Linked DNA regions of Homo sapiens: region 1 is linked to region 2. The links are chromatin loops, found by intact Hi-C in ENCODE. Cell type or tissue: B cell. All regions are shown on one strand.

Region 1 (2,500 bases), 59 kb after region 2:
CAAAAAACAAGTTCTCGGGCGCAATGGCTCACGCCTGTAATTCCAGCATTTTGGGAGGCCAAGGCGTGTGGGTAATTTGAGGCCAGGAGTTTAAGACCAGCCTGGACAACATGGTGAAACCCCGTCTGTACTAAAGATACCAAAATTAGTCGGGCGTGGTGGCAGGCGCCTGTAGTCCCAGCTACTGGAGAGGCTGAGGCATGAGAATTGCTTGAACCCAGGAGGCAGAGGCTGCAGTGAGCCAAGACTGCACCACTGAGCACAGCGAGACGTTGTCTCAAAAAATATATCAGTAAAAATAAAAAAAGAAGTTCGTGTTGGGAGAAACTGAGAAAGTATAGCAGGGTTTCTCTGTATTTATTAATATATTTTTTTGAGACAGGGTCTTGCTGTGTCATCCTGGCTGGAATAGAGTGGCGTGATCTTGGCTCACTGCAACCTCCACCTCCTGGGCTCAAGTGATTTCTCTTGCCTCAGCCTCCCAAGTAGCTGGAACCAAAGGTGCACACAACTGTGCCCAGCTAATTTTTGCATTCTTTGTAGAGATGGGGTTTCACTATGTTGCCCGGGCTGGTCTTGAACTCCTGAGTTCAGGTGATCAACCCGCCTTGGCCTCCCACAGTGCTGGGATCACAGGTGTGAGCACCGTGCCCAGTATCTGTATAATTTCTTAAGAGCTGCACATGAGGCCACAACGATTTTAGTCAAGATTCCAATCAAACCATCTAAGTGCTGCTGTTCTTGCCTCTGAGGAGACAGTCGGCACACGCACCCTAGACTCGAGACGAGGAGACAGTCGGCACACACACACCCTAGACTCGGGACGTGGCATGATGCAGGGGAAGGAACGGTCACCTACGTGCTGCTGTTCTTGCCCGAGGAGCACACACAAACCCTAGACTCAGGACGTGGCATGATGCAGGAGAAGGAACGGTCACCTACGTGAACATCTTCCTCTTTCAACACCTCTCGGAAGGTTCTGTGTGTCCAGAGAGAGAGGGCAGCTCTCTGCCAGTCTGCAGAAGGAAGGTGCAAGGGTCTCCAGGAAAGGCTGGCTACGTCCTCCTCAGAAAGAGGCTGTCGGGCCTCTGAGAACAATCTGAACATGAGGAACTGAAACTGAAACAGAGAGTGACCCGGCCGTTTCTTCATTGCGCAAGTTTCACTGTGAGTGGCTGAGCAAATGCTCAGGTGGAAACAGACCATCAACAGCCCACACACACAACCCCACATTCAGAGGACCTCAGTCCAGCCCCTGGGAGGGCGCAATACACGACCCCACGTTCAGGGGACCTCAGTCCAGCCCCTGGGAGGGCACAACACACAACCCCACGTTTAGGGGACCTCAGTCCAGCCCTTGGGAGGGCACAACACACAACCCCACGTTCAGGGGACCTCAGTCCAGCCCCTGGGAGGGCACAACACACAACCCCACGTTCAGGGGACCTCAGTCCAGCCCCTGGAAGGGTGCAGAGCCCCTCAGCGATCATGGCTGTGCACAGTGCTCCAGGGAAGAGCCTATGTGCAGACCTTCCTGCCATCTGACTGCTTCCTTGAGCTAAATGTCTGGAAGCAGAATTGCAGGAACAAAACTGCCTCCCAGGGGTAGGGCTGGTTTGGTCCCGGGCAGTGAAACAGCCCATCTCTAGGCCTCTGCCAGGAATGGCGTTCCCACCAAAAATGCACACCAACTGGACAAGCCAGACACACTATTGGTGCTGCGTGACCGTGTCCATCTCTGCCCCCGAGGAGATGAGAGCCTCCCATGTTTATAACCAGCCTGCTCCAAGGACTGTCGTCCCTGCTCAGCATGCTGGGTGGGAACCACGCTGCCCTCTCCTAAGCTCAAACTCCATGTTTTCTTTAAAAACTTGGCACCAGGGACAAAGTTCCTCAGAGGAAATAACTGGAAATACGTGCACCCTGGATCCTCAGGGGCTGCTCCCAGATTCTGACTTAATTTATCTGGAAAGGGGCCAGGAATCTATAGTTTCAAAAGCTTCTCAGTTGATTCTAATGTGAAGCCTGAAGTTGAAAACCATTATTTATTTATTTTTTTTTTTTTTTGAGGTGGAGTCTCGCTCTGTTGCCCAGGCTGGAGTGCAGTGGTGCAGTCTCGGCTCACTGCAACCTTTGCCTCCCTGGTTCAAGCGATTCTCCTGCCTCAGCCTCCCAAGTAGCTGGGATTACAGGCGTGCGCCACCACGCCTGGCTAATTTTTGTATTTTTAGTAGAGACCAGGTTTCACCATGTTGGCCAGGCTGGTCTCGATCTCTTGACCTCATGATCTGCCCGCCTCGGCCTCCCAAAGTGTTGGGATTACAGGCATGAGCCACCACGCCCAGCCTGAAAACCACTATTTTATACACGAGACGTTCATTAAAATCCTATAAAAGGACAACACTGGTTTGCAGTGCCATTTCACCTTTACTTTTGACATTCAGGGTTTCCAATGCTCATCTTTAAATTCCTTTGTCTGGGCCGGGCACCAGCGGCTCAC
Region 2 (2,500 bases):
TTGCCTCCACTGCATATACATCCTCTAAAACCGGCAGCAGCCTTGCCAGGTCGGAGGTTCCGTCCACACTTACCTGGACTCCAGGACTGCACCTGGTCCCCTGGGGCCACTGCCGTGTCCACCCCACAGTGTGCGTGAGCTCCCTCCCCCTCCTGTACTCAGCATCGTCCAGCTTCCTCATCTTCTCCGGTCCAATGGATATAAGGTTACATCTTGTTTACTTTTCATTTGATTTTTGTTATGATTTGGACACTGCTTATGCAGAATAGTTTTATTTTTATTTTTTTTTAGATGGAGTCTCGCTCTGTGCTCAGGCTGGAGTACAATGGCGTGATCTCGGCTCACTGCAGCCTCTGCCTCTCAGGTTCAAACAATTCTCCGGCCTCAGCCTCCTGAGTAACTGGGACTACCGCCACCACGCTCAGCTAATTTATGTATTTTTAGTAGAGACGGGGTTTCGCCATGTTGGCCGGGCTGGTCTCGAACTCCTGACCTCAAAAGAGCCGTCCGCCTCGGCTTCCCAAACCGCTGGGGTTACAGGCATGAGCCACTGCGCCCAGCCATTACTTTTTATTTTATTTTTATTTTTTGAGACGGAGTTTCTCTCTGTCGTCCAGGCTGGAGTGCAGTGGCACGATCTCAGCTCACTGCAACCTCTGCCTCTCAGGTTCACGCCATTCTCCCGCCTCAGCCTCCCGAGTAGCTGGGACTACAGGTGCGGGCCACCACGCCCGGCTGATTTTTTGTATTTTTAGTAGAGACGGGGTTTCACCGTGTTAGCCAGGATGGTCTTGATCTCCTGACCTCGTGATCCGCCCACCTCGGCCTCCCAAAGTGCTGGGATTACAGGCGTGAGCCACCGCGCCCGGCCATTTGTAGGATTTCTAAAAGGAAGCTGCTATTATTCATTCCTGTCTTATGGGGGAGCTGCAGGCTCAGCGAGGGCAAAGCTGCACAGCAAACAGCAGCACTTGAACATGTCTGCCGGGTCTCAGCGCCAGGGATACAGCTGAGCCAGGACGTTCCCGGCCCCCACAGTGTGCAGGCTGCAGGTGTGGCCCCGATGCCAAGCCAGCAGGGGCTCCCACGCCAGGATTTGTTCAAGACACAGCTCATCTCCACCATTCTATGAAGCGGACTTTAAAATCCCATCTTCTAGACACCAACGCTGAGGCCGGAGCAGCCCAAGCTCCAAGGCACCGTGGCCAGCTGGGGTTCGTATCGAGGGCTGGGGCAGATGCTCCAGCTCTGCCCCACCCAGAGAGACACTTCTGTCTCCCTATGGGGTCCTTGGCGGGTAAACCAGCCCCTGCTCAGGGTGCAAGCACAGAGCATCCCACCGAGGTCCACAGCTACTGCTTTTAAGACTGTTTCCCTGAGAACAGCAACACTGCCCCCCAGCCAGCTCCTGGTAGCATCTAGGGTTGGGACCTCCCACCCCACCAGCCCTGCCACCTGCCTCCTCATGGCATCTCAAGGTGCCAGGGGTGCCTTTCTTGCAGAAGAGCCCTCCATCCTGATCTGCCCACACCGCCCTGGCAGATGCTGTCCACGCCCGGCAGCCTTCTGTGCACCTCAGAGCATGTGTGTGTCGCCATGCACAGAACGATGATTCCTGAGACCCTCGGGTGACTGCTCTGGGCTCAGGTCCCCAGTGATGACCTGGACCCCAGCCTCACCCCACCCTTCCCACCCACTGATGCCCTGCAGAGCTCTCCTGTCCAAGAGGGTGAAGCCCACACCTGCCTGGCCAGGCACAGCCCCAAGAGGACCCTGCTTCTATGCAGAGGGTCTCGGAGGCTGGCAGATGTTCAAGAGGTTGGGCCAGGCTTGGTTTGGGGCTGGGCTGTGGCTCGTCCCCCACATCCTCAGCGGCCTCTGCCATGGGCAGCAGGGGTGGTTGTGCTGCCTGGCCAGTGGGGTGGGGATTGAGGGAGCCACACGGCGAAGCACAGCAGTGAGCTCTTTATTTTAGGCTGGGTGGGGGCAGCATGTGACAGTCAAGAGGGCTGACCCTTGGGCTGCACGGACCTAGATAAGATGCCCAGGGTCCCGGAATGTTCACAGCCCACAGCCAAGGTGAGTAAGGGGCAGGGAATGTCCTGGGCTCAGAGCCCGAGACCCTGCAGGGGTGTCCCTGCCCATCAGCAAACAGCATACCCTGACACCAGCTGCACCCCAGGCCCCAGCCGGCCCTTGTTCCTGACCCAGACAAGAAACTAGTTCATGGGGCTACAACTCCCCTTCTAGGGGTCAGAGGGGAGAGAAACTGGACTGCCGTCTCCACTGCTGGCCGGCTCATGGCCCCCTCTTCCCTGATGCTCCCCAGGAGCTGCCCCAGCCAGATGTTCATCGCTGAGCCTGCACCCACCGAAGCCCAAAGCTTCCCTTCTTGGCCTCTCTGAGGCCTACACAGGAGAGCAGGGCCTGGTTCCTCCTGGAGCTGATTCAGCCCCATTCTGTCGGGGCAGAGGTGCCAACCCCAAGCTCCAGGGTCAGA

Evidence for each region. Peaks named below come from ENCODE experiments on the same cell type or tissue, not always from the same donor. Only the 100,000 strongest peaks of a DNase experiment are listed, where the experiment ranks them.
Region 1: it touches region 2 in a loop (3-fold over the local background); 5 of 110 quality-filtered maps call a loop at or near these places.

Annotation. Positions count from the first base shown.
Region 1 is chr16:89,763,948-89,766,447 of GRCh38, forward strand. FANCA (FA complementation group A) reads right to left here. Exons shown (of 43, transcript NM_000135.4): 28 at 943-1,119. Among named protein-coding and RNA genes, the nearest start is that of ZNF276, 44 kb to the left of the region's middle. RefSeq lists enhancers at 1,023-1,132, 1,293-1,362. In B cell, no CTCF peak of the experiment used is centred here; a DNase peak (open chromatin) is centred at 1,124; H3K4me3 peaks cover 1,736 bases; H3K27ac peaks cover 1,751 bases.
Region 2 is chr16:89,705,184-89,707,683 of GRCh38, forward strand. VPS9D1 (VPS9 domain containing 1) reads right to left here. Exons shown (of 15, transcript NM_004913.3): 15 at 1,951-2,500. Among named protein-coding and RNA genes, the nearest start is that of SPATA2L, 4.7 kb to the left of the region's middle. RefSeq lists enhancers at 1,047-1,226, 1,204-1,704. In B cell, a CTCF peak has its summit at 944; DNase peaks (open chromatin) are centred at 18 and 948.